Linked DNA regions of Homo sapiens: region 2 is linked to region 1. A link is a loop called in an ENCODE intact Hi-C map of the cell type or tissue named here. Cell type or tissue: prostate gland. All regions are shown on one strand.

Region 1 (8,000 bases):
GGCTTTTCTCTGCAGACAAAATAACTTTTCTTATATACCTCTGCCATTTCAAACACTAGCCCTCTCTATACTTAGAGCATAGTGTCTGTAGGATTCACAATGCCCAGTTCACCCATGGGAGGTTAGAGAAAGCTTTTTAGTATTGAGATGAGGTACAGATGTGTGCCCCTCCCCCTCTTCAACTTTACTTCTGTCCATCCCAGCTGAGATGACGAACCTATTCAGAGTTTATCCTCATGTCCCATCTGGGCTCAGTATGAAACACTGGTGTTTGCCTTTAGTTACCACTAAATCCAAAGAGTTAAATAAAGATCTTGGCATCTTTTCTTTATTGCTTTCCCAAGTGTAATATTTAAGCTCTTTGTGAGTCTCATGAGGTTTTCCTTATTAATAGATTAGTTACCTCATACTAGGTTTAAGGATTTCCCTCCCTCCATTTCTTGCTCCTTCCTTCCTTCCTTCCTTCCTTCCCTCCCTCCCTCCCTCCCTCCCTCCTTCCCTCCTTCCTTCCTTCCCTCCTTCCCTCCTTCCTTCCTTCCCTCCTTCCCTCCTTCCCTCCTTCCCTCCTTCCCTCCTTCCCTCCTTCCCTCCCTCTCTCCCTCTCTCCCTCCCACAGGGTCTCACTCTGTCACACAGGCTGGAATACAGTGGCACGATCACAGCTTACTGCACCCTTGACTTCCTGGGCTCAAGTGAACCCCCACCTCAGCCTCCTGAGTAGCTGGGACCACAAGTGCACACCACCATGCCCAGTTAATTTTTGCATTTTTTGTAGAGATGGGGTTTCACTATGTTGTCCAGGCTGGTCTCGAACTCCTGGGCTCAAGTGATCCTCCCACCTCAGCCTCCCAAAGTGCTGGGATTATAGGTGTGAGCCACCACACCTGGCCTGGTTTGAGGATTTTCTAAATGTAAATTTTGGGAGAAAAGGGGCTTTTTGTAGTTGAAGCATGACAGTCATATTAACTTGCTTCATTTGGAGCTACATGAAATTTTTGTCATTGGAAGTAGGAATTACCTACTTGATAATGTAGGTGAGTACATTTTAGCCCCGTTGTTTGGGCGTGAGCTATGTCAGTGTTAAGTTAGTGACTTGTCTGTGTAAGTGATCTTTTTTCTTTTTCATAGAGAAATAAGTCATACTGTGCCAGACATATCTATCCATGGCAATCTCTCCTCAGTCCACTGCTCTCTGGATCTGTATAAATACAAGCTGATCCGCGGCTTATTAGAGAACAACCTGGGAGAACCCATAGAGGAATTTATGCGGCCTTATGATTTACAAGATCCAAGAATTCATGTGAGTGAGACCTTATGTTCTTCTGTCACTCTCATAGTCTCAGCTGACGGTCACCCTGTGTATCTATTCCTCAAACTCACTTGGAGAAAGAAGGTGGAGCAACAAGCAAATTAGATTTCTTGGCGTATGAGCCTGTTTTTAGGATGGCATCATCAGCTGTGGATTGACGAGCATTTTCCTTTTGTAGACTGTCCTGAGTGGAGAAGTGTACACCTGTATGTGCTTCCTCATTGATATGGTGAATGTAAGTCTGGAGCTTAAAGATCCAAAAAGAAAAGAAGGTGCTGGGTCCCTAGCCAGGTATGCCTTTGATTATATTATTATACTGTTAGTAACAGTATCCAAATAATACACATGTTTTGCATTGACACAGAGCAGAGGTTGCAGAGTGGTGGCCCACAGATGGAATGTTGTCTGCAGAGTGTCTTTTGGTTGATCTACACAGTGCTTTTGAAAAGTTTAGATTCATGCTCTATCAGTCAACATAGGTTAGGTTATGCTGTAGTAACAGACAACCCCAAAGTATCAGTGACTTAAAACAGTGAAGATCTTTTTCTCCCTCATACTCTGTGACCATTGTGGGTCTGGGCTGCTCTGCTTGTTGTAGTCGCTTAGGGTGACAGAGCAGCTAGTGTTTTGATGTGCCAGCGGGAAAAATGAGCTCTGAATGGTGTTGAATGGCAACTAAATGCTCTGGCAGACTTTGTGGAACTAAAATATGGTCCCACACAGGGTGATGGAGTCAGAAAGTCCTGTCTTGCTGTGTGTCTGAGTAGTTACGGGGTGGGAGATGCAGAACCACTTGATGTGCAGCATTGATGCCTTGCTGGCCAACATTTTCAAAGTTAGGGGCTAGGCGCAGTGGCTCAGGCCTGTAGTCCCAGCACTTTAGGAAGCCAAGGAAGGAGGATTGCTTGAGGCCAGGAATTCCAGACTGGCCTGGGCAACATAGTGAGAGACCCTGTCTCTACAAAAAATTAAAAAACTAGCTGCGCATGGTGGTGCATGCCTGTAGTCCCAGCTACTCAAGGCGTTAAGGTGAGAGAATCACTTGAACCAGGAGATTGAGGCTGCAGTGAGCCATGATCACACCACTGCACTCCAGCCTAGGTGACAGCTGAAACCTGGTCCCTCCCGCCCCAAAAAGTTGCAGGATTTTATATAAAAGGTTTGTATTTAGCTTCTTTTGAAAAACTGGAAGCTTTGGCAATACTAGGTCCATGTTCTCACTTGGAAGCATCTGGAAGCGGAGTAGCAATTGCTCCCTTGAAATGGGGCATATGCTTACCTAGTCCTTCGCTTATTTCTGTCACTTCCTTAGTCAGTGTAAATGTATGAATTCGTGATTACTGGTGTGGAACTTTAAAAAGTGCATTTCACACTTAATAACCTTTTCATGTTGATCTCTTATCAGTCCTGTAAGCTGGGCGTACATCACTCTTTTCCAGATAGAGTTTCTGACTAGCTTAAGGTCGTATGACTGGGAAAGTGGTTTGGCATTTGAAAACAGGACTTCAAGGCCAGTGATTCCCTGCTGAAGCACTCTGTCTTCTAGTTAGTCTTTCTGTTGAAAGTCCGCCACGGTCTGTACCTAACTCAGCTGGTGAGAGCGTTGCATACTGAAACTGTGGTCCCACATTGGTGGTCTTGTGAGCTAGCAATTTTATTCTTTCCTTTTTTTTTTTTTTTTTTTTTTTTTTAAGACAGAATCTCTCTCTGTTGCCCAGGCGGGACTGCAGTGGTGCCATCTCGGCTCACTGCAACCTCCACATCCCTGGCTCAAGTGATCCTCCCACCTCAGCCCCACCGAGTAGCTGGGACTACAGGCATGAGCCACGTCACCCAGCGATTTTCTGTGATGATTGGCTGTGCCCTTAGTTTTTCTCAATATGGAATAATTCTGTATGTATTGTCATAATGGTACCGAGTAATTATGAATTCCTCATTGCAGCTTTCTCGGTTATGAAAAAACGATGGTTCCAAATGCATTTCCTGTTGGTAGATTAGTTGAATTATTCTCCATGTGAAGAGTATTATTTGTTCCCAGTACACTACAGCAGTTTCACATAAACAGTTGGACAGACCCTGGAGAGTGAAACATCCAGGCAAGCTAGAAGCTGACAGATGAAGGCCCAGAGGGACCCTTGACATCCTTTGGGGATATACAGCCTTCTTAGACTTCTGATGGGTCATGGGAATGATAACGGATTCAGAATATGTTAAACATGTGGTATTGTTACTTCTCATGCCGTTCCTATGAACAAGATCATCTCTTTGGAACTGGAAAAGTAAGATCCAAGGCACAGTGACACTAACTCCATTTTGAGGAGTCTATTAACAGAATCAACAAGAAAACTCAGAATGAAAGTTATTCTCCTTATGGGACTTAGATATATTTTTGATTTTGCTCGTTATCTCGAACTTATATACTTTTGTAAAATGGAAGAGTTGTGTTTCACATCTTGCTTGCTTTCTTTTCTCTCTTTTAGATTTGACTTCAAGAAATGCAAACTGCTCTATGAAAGTTTTTCCAACCAAACCAAGTCCATTAACTTGGTTTCCCATTCCATGATGGCTTTTGACACCCGTTATGCTGGGCAGAAGACCAGCCCTGGCATGACGAATGTGTTCAGCTGTATCTTTCAGCCCGCTAAGAACAGCAGCACCACCCAAGGGTCCATTCAGATTGAACTACATTTCAGGTAGCAGGTCCAGACCCTTCTCTGCCTTTCTTTGTGGAGACATTCCCTTTTGGGTCACGTCTTTGTTGGCTTTAGAACATCAAAAAACCAAGGAATCACTAGACAGATAAATAGATAATGGCTTAATCAGTGCAGTGTACTGTATATTAATGCATTATTCCTATAATCTTGCAGTTTCATTTATTGGCCAAAAGATGTCTCTGTTGCCTTTAAAAATAAAGTAGTTAAGAATTGAGCCTTAAAATCAATCTCCTTGTAAGCTGTAGACTGTTTTAATTTGTAAAGTGGCTTGGAGAAGGAAGAAATTATGCTGGTTTAAGGAAAAAAGTAAAAAGACTTTTGGTCTTTACAAATAATGGAAGGGAAGGTGGGTTTGACTTGAATTACCCATTCAAGTCTTACTGACTCATTATCCATGTATACATAGTTTTTACCTTTTTGAATTAGGTTATATTTTTCTTTCTGGTATTATGGGAGGCAGTGTTCTATATAGAAAGAACATATATTTTGGAATCAGACAGATCTGGGCTGAAAACCTTGCTCTCCTATTATCTAGCTATGTGTCCTTAGACAAGTTGTTTAGCCCCTTTGAGCCTCAACTTCCTCTTATATAAAATAGAAAATTACCTATACCCACCTCATGGGGTAGAGGTAATAATTAAAGTAATTCTGGCATATTGCTTGGCACAGTTGGCAGCTGTCATTGTTATGCTGATATAACATGTTGTTTTATGATATACCATTTGCTGATGTTATGGCTGAACATAGACCTTAAAACTGAAAAATTAGGCCTGGTCTAAAGAAGTCTTTCAGTGAAAACCCAAAAAGGAGACCCTCCCTTCTGTTAGTGCTTCATGTCATCAGACATGTTGTAAGTATAAACCACTAAGTAAAAAGATTGTGAAAAACTTTGTGTTTAAGCAAAAAACAGAACAAAAAGTCATCAGGATTATTCTTACATGTTTCTGTATGCCTGACATTTCAATGTGCTGTTCAGAATTCCCCAGGGTTTAGGTTTTGTTTTGTTTTTCGAGAGAGGTCATGATTTCTTCATATGCCTTTAGGAAATCTAGCAGAGTAGACATTTACATTTTTTTATGAACTTTAAAAGTTCAGGAGTAGGAATCCTAATTGCCTCTTATTGGGCCCTGCCATGAGCCAGGCACTTTAGCTACGCTCAGTATAATCCTGACAAGTCTGCAGAGGGGATGACTTCTTCCTCATTTTGCAGTTTCCAAGTTAGAAACTTGGATAAGGGTTAGTTCACTCTTCTAAGGTCACACAGCTCGTAGGTCAAGAAATCAGAGCTCAAACCTGGGTATGTGATGTTAAAGCCCATGATGTTTCCAACAGTCTTTGGACCTATCAGGTGTCTCGTCATTGGGCTGATTGCAGTCATGTGATAAGATGGCCCCATTTTGCAGTTCATTTGGTTGAAGATGTTTCCTTTGAACAAGAGGCTGGCATCTGTTTGTTCCATCTGGAGAAACATTTCTTTTTTTTTTTTGAGACGTAGTCTCACTCTGTCGCCTAGGCTGGAGTGCAGTGGCACGATCTCAGCTCACTGCAACCTCCGCCTCCCGGGTTCAAGTGATTCTCCTGTCTCAGCCTCCTGAGTAGCTGGGACTACAGGCTCCTGCCACCATGGCTGGCTAATTTTTGTATTTTTAGTAGAAACGGGGTTTCACCATATTGGCCAGGCTGGTCTCAAACTCCTGACCTTGTGATCTGCCCGCCTCAGCCTCCCAAAGTGCTGGGATTACAGGTGTGAGCCACCGTGCCCGGCCGAGAAACATTTCTTTTTGAGTTTACTTTATTATTATTGATCTGGCTTCTTAGACTGTCAGGTAGTTGTCTCCTTCTTATCATATTTTTAATATACAGGGAGCCTGGAAATATTTGTGTATTATAGGTGTATAATTGGAGTCAAATAATAAAGCCTTACCTTGGCTCTTGCTAACAGAAATACTATTGTTAGCAAGAGGAGTGAAATGTTCTTTAGATGGGAATTTTTGAACGCCTTTCGTGTCTGAAGAAGAATTACTCTTCTGTTGGGATCTTGTGTGTCAAATATAAATCACTTCACAGTGTTTAAAGGCTTGAAATATTTTCCAGAAAAGGGATCCAACACACTGTGACTTTCCAGTTAAATACAGAACTCTGACAATCTATGTTCAAAATGGGGTGGAAAAATTTTACTGAGGGCAACATTTTTTCTCCATTACACAAGAGTAGAGTGTTTCTGTGAAAAATGCTGTGTCTGTAAGAAGGAGCCATGCATCATGCTGCCCTTTTACTAGAGGCAGTGAGCCAGGTTTAGGGGAAATGAGGAGCAGAGAAACCAGCCTCAGAAATATTTCCAAGTTAGCTTTTCCCACATAGGAATACCTTTTATGTCAGGGAACCAGGTACATGTAGTAGCTACAACCCCAGAGTCGCTTTTGGGCTTACGGAACCAAGTTCAACCCAGAAAACCGCATTCAAGTGCTCCAGCCCCTGTTTCTCTTGTCCTACTCATCTGAGGCCTTATCCATTAGTAGGCTGGGCCTGCTGATGTACTAATAGGGCCTGGATGAAGCCCCTGACTGCATCATGGTTTGAAGTCAGGCCTGAGAGTCCTCGCTGGGTTTTCACGTCAAATGTAGACTTCGGAGCAATGGCAACTTGTCCCCCCACCCCCACCCCAACTCTACCTCTAGGTTACTTAGGGGACATTTATCCCTGGTAAATGTCATCTTACTTGTTCTCCTCGGGCCAAAAGATCTGGGCTGTCAGGTCAGTTTCAATTAGAGAAACAATCTAGTACTAGTGTGTGTAAACTTGGTATTATTTATAAAGAAATGATCCTAGACGTCAAAGAAGGAGTGCCTCATTGATCTTCTTGAAATAGCCCATAGGGAAAGAAAGTGACATTTATCAAATGACTGCTTTGTGCCTGGTGCTTTATTTCTTATCATATTAATATTCTTCATTTTATAAGTAGGGAAACAGGCTGAGAGAAGGTAGGTGGCTTTCGTAAGATAACACAGCTCGTAAATGGCAGTATTTAAGTCTGCGTCTCTGACTTCAAAGCCTGTGCTCTTTATCATACCAGAATTTCTTGACCTTAGCACTATCAACGTTTTGGGTCAGATAATTCCTTATTATGGGGCTGTCCTGTACATCGTGGGTTAGTTAACAGCATCCCTGGCCTCTACCTATACTAGATAGCAATAGCAACCCCCTCTAGTTGCAATTGCAATTGAAATGTGAATAAAAAATGTCTCCAAGGGCCAGGTGCAGTGGCCCACATCTGTAATCCTAGCACTTTGGGAGGCTGAGGCGGGAGGATCACTTGATCCCAGGAGTTTGAAGTTACAGTGAGCTGTGATCGTGCCACTGCATTCCAGTCTGGGCAACAGAGTGTGACCCTGTCTCTTAAAAAAAAAAGAAAAGAAATAATGTCTTCAGGGGAGCAAAACCATCTGATTGAGAACCACTGAGCTATACTACCTATGCTGCTTTCTTATAAAATGTTCCTTGTTGTTTAAAAATATGATTAACTTATTATACTGAATGTGTTATTAAACCAGTAATACACTGAATGTGTTATTCAACCAGTGTTCAAAGTTTACTGATACTCAAAGCAGGCAGTTTGGAAAATACCGGAATACCACCTGCCAAAACTGAGCAGTACATTTGCAGGTTATTGAAATAACCATGTTTCTTTTTTCCTATTTATTTTCTCCTGTCTTCTTTTTATAGATCTACCAAGGATTCCTCCTGCTTTACAGTAGTTCTCAACAATCTCCGTGTGTTTCTCATATTTGACTGGCTACTGTTAGTCCATGATTTTCTCCACACTCCCAGTGATATTAAGAAACAAAATCATGTTACTCCTTCTCGCCACCGTAACTCTAGCAGCGAATCTGCTATAGTTCCCAAAACTGTGAAGAGTGGAGTAGTTACCAAGCGGTCTTCCCTTCCTGTGTCCAATGAAAGGCACCTGGAGGTCAAGG
Region 2 (8,000 bases), 230 kb after region 1:
AATTTCTCCTTTTCTCTGAGCCCTTGCCAATTAAGCTTTCATCCCCACAACCTCACCCTTTCCAGATAATCAATGACATTCATATTTCAAACTCTAATCTTCATGATAAGGCCTTATCTAATCTGAATAAAAGCTGTATTTGTCATGATTGAGCACTCTCTCTCCTTCTTTTTTTTTTTTTTTTTGAGATGGAGTCTCATTCTGTCACCCAGGCTGGAGTGCAGTGGCACAATCTTGGCTCACTGCAACCTCTGCCTCCTGGGTTCAGGTGATTCTCCTGCCTCAGCCTCCTGAGTAGCTGGAACCACAGGTGCGTGCCACCACGCCCGGCTAATTTTTTGTACTTTTAGTAGAGTTGGGTTTTCACCATGTTAGCCAGGATGGTCTCGATCTCCTGGCCTCGTGATCTGCCCACCTTGGCCTCCCAAAGTGCTGGGATTACAGGCGTGAGCCACCGTGCCCAGCCACTCTCTCCTTCTTGAAAGTTTTTTTTTTTTTACTTTGTTTCCAGAATACCCAATTCCTTCATTTTCCTCCTACTTCACTCGTTATTCTTTGTTCTCATCTTCCTGGCCTCCAAATGTTGGAGAGCCGCAGCATTCACTGTAAGTCCTCTTCCTTTCTTCAGCCAAACTCTCCTTGGTTATCTCTCTGAGTCCTATGGCTTTAAATATCATCTGTATATGGGCAGGTCTCATAGTCTTATCTCCCGCCTGAATTTCTGCCCTGAAATTCAAACTCAGAGCTCCATCTGCCTCTCAATGTCTCCATTTAGAAGCCTAAAAAGCATGCCTTACTTAACATGTCCAAAACTGACCAAGCCTGCCTCTCCTTTGGTCTTACCCATCTTAATAAATAACTCCATTTTCCCAGTTGCTCAAGCCAACCATTTTGGAATCATCCTGGAAACTTCTCTTTTATTCGAACCCCATATCCAATCCATCAGAAAATCCTGTTGGCCCGACCTTGGAAAGCTACCCCACCATCATCTCCCTCCTGGATTATTACTGTAGCATTCTCAATGGTTCCTTGCTTCCTCCCTTGCCTCCTGTGCCAGCTGAGACCACTGCAGAATGTAGATGAGCTGTATCCTCTGACAGATACAGAGATTGCAGAGAGGTTAGCAGACGGGCTGATTACAAGCTGCGGGTGGGATCAGGGGTACCAACAAGAGACGGTGACGTATCCTCTTACCATCCCTAAGATGGGTGAGAGTCAAAGCTGCCGGCCCCCTGATAGGAGCCATAGCCTTTGGTAGAAAAAGTCAGCTACTTCCAAACTACAGCCTAGTGGAGACAGAGAGCCAGGGAAATCAATACCCTCCCCTCTCCTCTTGCCCTCTGATCTCCTGCTCTGTCTCCCACTGGCTGAGCCTAACTGGAAGCTGGAGGGTTGGGGAGCCCACTGATATAGTCCACAGAGGGCAGCCTCCCAGGGCAGAGAGCAGGGTGAACAAAGGGAGAGTAAATTTAGAAGGCAAATGGTGAATATCCCAAACCCCTCTGCTTGCCCACAGCTGCACACACCATCCATGGCCCAGTCTTCATGTAGCTGCCAGAGTGATCTATGCACTACTGGGGACCAGAGGTGAGGGGTGGGGGTCACAGGATGGATGGAGCCTGGATCTATGGGACACTAAAGGGAGGAGGGCTGCTTGCCCACCAGGAATGCTGATCTTTCCTTAAGAGAGCAAGATAAAAACCTCTATTGTGTTTGAGTTACTAAATGTTTGGGAGTCTATTACAGTTTAGCCACTTATCTTAGACACATGTAAAGCAAGGGTAATAGTTATATCATCCCTACAGGGCTATCAGGGGAATTAAATAAGCTATAATTGCTTAGAACAATGCTTGGCATAAGTTCTTAAGCAATGGTAACAATTATTATTATTATTACTATTATTATTGAGACAGTCTCAGTCTGTCTCCCAGTCTGGAGTGCAGTGGTGCAATCTCAGCTCATTGCAACCTCTGCTTCCTGTGCTCAAGTGATCTTCCCACCTCAGCTTCCCGAGTAGCTGGGACTACAGGCACACGTCACCATGCCTGGCTAATTTTTTGTAGAGACAGGGTTTTGCCATGTTGCCCAGGCTGGTCTTGAACTCCTGGCAGATCCTCAAGTGATCTCCCTGCCTTGGCCTCACAAAGTGCTGGAATTACAGGTGTGAGTCACTGCACCCGGTCCAATTATTATTTTTATTTAATATGTAAAATTAATATGAAAGCATACTATTAATTATGTTTTTGCGAATGCCTTGTTATAGACTTTGAGGGGTTCTTCCAGAGAGTTGAAGAATTGTGGAGTGTGTGTGTGTGTGTGTGTGTGTGTGTGTGTGTGTGTATACATATATATATAGAGAGAGAGAGAGAATTCCAGCCACCTCACCCCACACCCCAAGAGGCTGCTGATCCACTTGCCCTCCAGGCAGAGTGCCCAGGAGAAAAGAGAGCTGGTTCCTGACTTGCTTTAGGATGGGGCAGACGTTCCTCTGTGCCATGTTCCAGGCCAAAACCTTATGAAGGCCTAGCACCTTCACTCATGTGCTTTTGGGAGCCCCAAGTCACTGAATAGTCTGGCTACCCTGCAGGACAGACCACATGGAGAGGCCATGTAAGACAGGGAGAGAGGCCCCGAGACTCCACAGGGACAGAGAGACAGGCACAGCCATCCTCGTGAACCAGGTGTCCCAGCCTTCTGGGTGTCCCCACAAAGATGCCACATGCCTGAGCCATGTTGAACCCTTCAGCCCAGAAGAGCCCCAGCAAACAGCCCCTCCAGCCACCACCCCAGCAGATGATGGAGCAGATGATTCACCTAGCTGAGCCCTGTCCACCCTCAGGTTCAAACAAGATCATCAAATGGCTGGGTGTTTTTTTGTTTGGTTGGTTTGGTTTGGTTTTTTGAGAGAGGGTCTTGCTCTGTGGCCCAGGCTAGAGTGCAAGTGACTCAGTGCAGCCTTGAACTCCTGGACTCAAGTGATCTTCCTGCCTCAGCCTCCTGAGTGGCTGGGACTACAGGTGTGCCCCATTAATCCAGCTAATTTTTATATTTTTTGATAGAGGTGGGATCTCACTATGTTGGCCAGGCTGGTCTCGAACTCCTGACCTCAAGCAATCCTCCCACTTTGGTCTCTCAAAGTGCTAGTTTTACAGACATGAGTCACCATGCCTGGAGATAATTGTTTTAAGCCATAAAGTTTTGGGGTGGTTTGTGACGTTGCCACAACAGCAAGCCGAGCCTGCCCGTGTGAGCAGGAGGTGGGTGGGTACTTGCTGCTTTGAATTTCCCTTCCAGTTGGGGGAGCTGGAAATTCAAAGTCGCAAGTACCCACCCCACCCGCTGCTCACATACGCAGGCTTGGGAAGGAACGGAACACCAAGGGCCGGCTGCTTGGGTGTGTTGCAACCAGACGCCCGCAGGCCTTGGATGGATGGAATTCTCCAGGCATCCGTGGTGGGGGGACCGGCTCCTGCCCCCTTGGCCGAGAGGGCTGAGCTCACTCAGCGTCTCCATTCCTCTTCTTGATTGGCACTTTAATGAGGGCAGAAGGGGCTGACCCCCTGCCAGGGGACCGGTTCATGCCCCGTTTATCTCACAGCCCGAGTCAGACTAAAACAACATCGCAGGCCGAGCGGCCAGGAGCCAGCAGGGCCGGGAGCCCCCGCCCTCGGTGATGGATTGAGTGACCGCGGCGAGTTGGCAGCTGAAGTGTGTGGTGGCCGCACCGTCCTGTCAGCCTGCAACAAAGGAGGCCGGCCTGGCCCGGCCCTCACGCCAAACGGCTCCCCTCCCAGGGACAGCTCCGAAGGCTGCCTTTCCCTCCACCCTCCCCCAACTCCAACGCCAAGTTCCCAGAGGCAGGCTGAGGCCAGAGCCCAGTGTGCGGGGAGGGGCACTGTCCTGGGGTCCTGGGTGCGGTGCATGGGGGTGGGAAATCCTGGGCTTGCAGGCGGAGCTGGTGCTGAGAACGTCCTCTCGGGCTCCTGGCTTCAGGGCCCAGCACTGGACCCTTCCTGACGGTGCAGAGGAGGGGCTCCCTGGTCCAGCAATCCCTGAAGGATCCCAGCTGGGCCTTTTACTTGCTGTGCAACCTTGAGTGAGTTTGTCAACCTCTCTGAACCTCTCCTCATCTGTCAGAGGCGAATCCTGCTTATAACTACATCCCTGGGTTCTTTTGAGGATGAAATGAGACTTGCTGGCAGAGCCTCCCTTCCAGAAAGCAGGCTCCTACACGTGAGGCCTCGGTTTACCTGGGCGGTACTGACCATCTCCCCAGTGCCCCTGCCTGGGTTGAATGACTCTGAGAGGAGCCACTGGTGGTAAAGAACCCCCCAACTCCCGCTGTCAGGAATTGTCACCAGCTGCCACCATAAGTACCACAGCGCTGCAGCTTAGGGGTAGACCCCTTTTTACACATGGAGAAACTGAAGCTCAGAGACGTAAATGTGCCCAGTGTCCTGCAGAGAGTGAGACAGGTCAGGGACGCCAACCCAGAGCTGCCTGGCTCCGAAGTCTATGCGGCTGCTCCCAAGGCCCTGAGCTGTGGGCTGGAATTTCCCTGTAAGGACAGGGTCGTAAGTGACAGCCCCCAGTGCTCGCAGAGGCAAAGGGCCAGAGCCTGATTTGCAACGTGCGCCTCGACAGCCATGAAGTGCTCCAGGGGGGCAGCCTTTCCCATGCCTTCCTGGGGCCACAGAGTGCAGTTGAGCTCAGCAGCTTGGAGGAGGTGCAGGGGGCCGGCCTCAGCCCCTGGGTCTCCAGGTGTGGGGACCTACATCAGGAACAGGACAGTCTTTGCAGTCCCAGCTGCTCTGTCCCCAGAGCTGGGGAGGGGAGAAGACAGAGCTGGACAAATGGCTCATCAGATCCCAGAGAGCCCTGGAAGGGGAGGAAGGGGCCTTCCCGGGCCTTGTCTGGATAGCTCAGTCCTCCCAGGAGGGGAAGAAACCAGCCTCCGCTTGCAGATTTCACCTCCCTGTGAACTCCCAAAGGGCGGGAGGCCAAGCCGCAGCTGAGGTCAGAGAAAGTAGCAGGGTGACCGTGGGGCTCCACGTGGCCCTCCCTCACTCTCTGCCACGGGCCCTCCAAAAACAGGCTTCTGCCCCTCAGCGCCTCCAACAGCCTTTCCCCACCACCAGACAAAAGATGAGCTGAGCTGCCCAGCTGGTGGATCAGGGCTCTGAGGGTGGGCTAAACCAGTAGAGGCTTCCCCCAAACTCTGATTCACCAGACGAGGAGAAACCCAGCCTTTTGGCCCCAAGAATCCCGGTGCCCCACCCTGGATCCAGCCCTGAGTGGGCCCTTAAAACTGTTTCCTCCCACCCCAAGTGCTTTGCATCTATTATTCCCTTTGTGTCAAAAAGTCTTGTCCCCATTTGCCCGGTTAATTCTAAGTCAGCCATCAGAGCTCATGACACAGGTCGCTTCCTCAGGGAAGCCTTCCGTGACTGACACCCCTCCTGGCAGACCCCTGGTCAGAATAAGTCCCTCCCTGTACCGTAGTCCACGTGGCTCTGCCAGCCCTTCCTTTGCAGCTTTGCGCATGTTAAATGTCATGTTTCGTGGATTTGTGTTGATGATAAGCTCCCGATGCAGAGATGGTAGGGACCATCTCTGCTCACGTGTCTGTCCCCAGGCCCAGAAGACAGCCTGGCACACGGCAGGTGCCTGATGAGCACTTGTGGACTGGATGGCATTGGCCAGTGTGCATCTCCCAGGAACTCTGCTGTGAACTCCGCTTGGGCAGGGACATGTCTGTTTTGTTCACCATTGTGTCCCCAAAATTCAAAGTCTTGCACCTAGAACACTCTTGTTGGATATTTGATAATGAGTGAGTTTGCTGCAAAAGGAAAAAAAGCAAGAACAATAACAATTACCACCATAAAATAAGAAAACGGACCCAGAATAGAATTTGAGGCAAGAGACCCTCTGAATGAGGAGATTCTAAGTCCTTTCATTCCAGAAGAATTATCCTGTGTGCTTCAGTGAGCCAAATCCCCAGGGAACAAATGACATCAGGGAAAGCTGCCTGAGCCCAGGACAAAATCAACTAAATTGCTCCAACTGGTAAACCTCCTGGCTCTCATTTCAGCCCACTGAGTCTTAGAGAGTTGGTGGCGGGGGGCGGTGGGGGGGTTGGGGGTAGAGCATAGAATAGCAGGAGTGTGACTCTAATGTAACCCAGGACAGGAAATGTTTCCAATGTTCTAAATTTTGTGGACAAAGTAAAATGTCAGGAAACAGGAAGCAAAAGAGTGGCTACAATATATAAAGAATTCATTAAAATAAACAAGAAAAACATTGAGTTTAATGTAGACAAACAGAGGACGTGAAAGAATCACTTACATATGAAGAAACTAGAGTTGGGCAGTCAGCATTCATTGAATGCTTATCTGTATTAGACACTGAAGTAAGTTTTACATCTCACTTCATTAGCACAGGGAGTATAGCAAGAAAATCCAACCAAATGGCCAAGCACAGTGGCTCCCACCTATAATACCAGCACTTTGGGAGGCCAAGGTGGGAGAATTACTCGAGCCCAAGAGTTCAAGAGAAGCCTGAGCAGCATAGCGAGATCTCATCTCTACAGATAAAATAATTGGCTAGGGATGGTGGCACTCACCAGTGGTTCCGGCTACTGGGGAGGCTGAGGTGGGAGGATCATTTGAGTCCAGGAGGTCGAGGCTGCAGTGAGCCATCCAGGATAATGCCACCACACTTCAGCCTGGGCGACAGAGATCCTGTCAAAAAAAAAAAAAAGAAAGAAAGAAAAAAGAAAAAGAAAGAAGAAAGAAAGAAAGAAGAAAGAAAGAAAGAAAGAAAGAAAATCCAACCAACAAATGTACGTTTCTAATTTTTTTGTATATTATTTACAAAGTTCTATAATCCTTTTGTTTGTCCCAAGAAAATTCCTGCATTCCTGTCTTAATTAAATCTCTCCAACCAACCAGTTTTCTGCAGAATATAATTCATTCATTCAGGTATGAAATGATGAAAACTGTTTACATAGCCACAACCCTGATAACTACGTCTGGGATGAAATTAATTTATTTCTGAGGCGTCTGGGTTCCGCAGATGACGTAATTACTATTGGACATTCAAACTACTCCTAAGACTCATTTAGGGTAGTTCTGAGACACACTGGCAATATGGAAATAGGTCGTAAGTTCTTGGGGCAAAGACCATGTTTTGATTTTGCTATTCTGAAAGTACCGCATGTATCTAAAGCTCCTATAAATAAACAAATCAAGATCAAATGATTGGTTGAATTGGACAAAAAGAAAAACTTACCAGCTGGAAATGGCAGCATTCCCAGTTTATATCTGACCCGGTTGGGGCTCAGAGGTTAATTAACATGGCAAGCTCACGTGCTCTGAGTTCACGTGATTGTCCTCACTCATCATCAAAGAGGGGGAAACTAAGGCAGTATTAAGAGGCTATTTTATATTTACAAAATGAATTTAAAACAAGGTTTTTTTCTTTGAGACAAGGTCTCGCTCTGGCACCCAGATTGGAGTCCAGTGGTGTGATCATGGCTTAGTGCAATCTGCCCATCTCAGTGGGACCACGGGTGGAACTGCCCGCATGTGCCACCATGCCCGGCTAATTTTAATTTTTTTTTGGTAGAAAAAGGGCCTCCCTATCTCCCTATGTTGACCAGACTTGTCTTAAACTCCTGGGCTCAAGTGATCCTCCTGCCTCAGCCTCCCAAAGTGCAGGTATTACAGGCATGAGCCACTGCACCAGGAAAAGAAAAGTGTTCTCAAGGTCACACCCAGGATTCTGAAGCATGCAGAGAAATTCAGGTACTCACTCTGCTGTTGAAGGTATTGCAAATTGCTGTCGTACTTAGAAATTAACTCACACCCAGAGAAAGAAAGTCATAAAACGATGTTTCCATCCCAGTAATTCTCTATTGGAATTCATCCCAAGGAAAAGGTTTATGAGATGCAAAGGGCCAGAACCATTCAAACATGCACGGCTGCATTATTGTGAGCGGA

The links. A loop is a pair of places that touch in the nucleus more often than their neighbours do. Peaks named below come from ENCODE experiments on the same cell type or tissue, not always from the same donor. Only the 100,000 strongest peaks of a DNase experiment are listed, where the experiment ranks them.
Region 2: a loop joins it to region 1, with 3 times the contacts of the local background. A loop is called at or near these places in 3 of 110 quality-filtered maps.

What each region holds. Positions count from the first base shown.
Region 1 is chr1:12,310,326-12,318,325 of GRCh38, forward strand. It overlaps VPS13D (vacuolar protein sorting 13 homolog D), which reads left to right. Exons shown (of 70, transcript NM_015378.4): 28 at 1,129-1,300; 29 at 1,488-1,600; 30 at 3,790-4,002; 31 at 7,747-8,000. Among named protein-coding and RNA genes, the nearest start is that of VPS13D, 84 kb to the left of the region's middle. In prostate gland, CTCF peaks have their summits at 4,202 and 4,401; no DNase peak of the experiment used is centred here; H3K27ac peaks cover 507 bases.
Region 2 is chr1:12,536,750-12,544,749 of GRCh38, forward strand. No RefSeq gene overlaps it. Among named protein-coding and RNA genes, the nearest start is that of LINC02766, 15 kb to the left of the region's middle. RefSeq lists enhancers at 3,603-4,251, 4,814-5,108. In prostate gland, no CTCF peak of the experiment used is centred here; a DNase peak (open chromatin) is centred at 3,380; H3K27ac peaks cover 2,978 bases.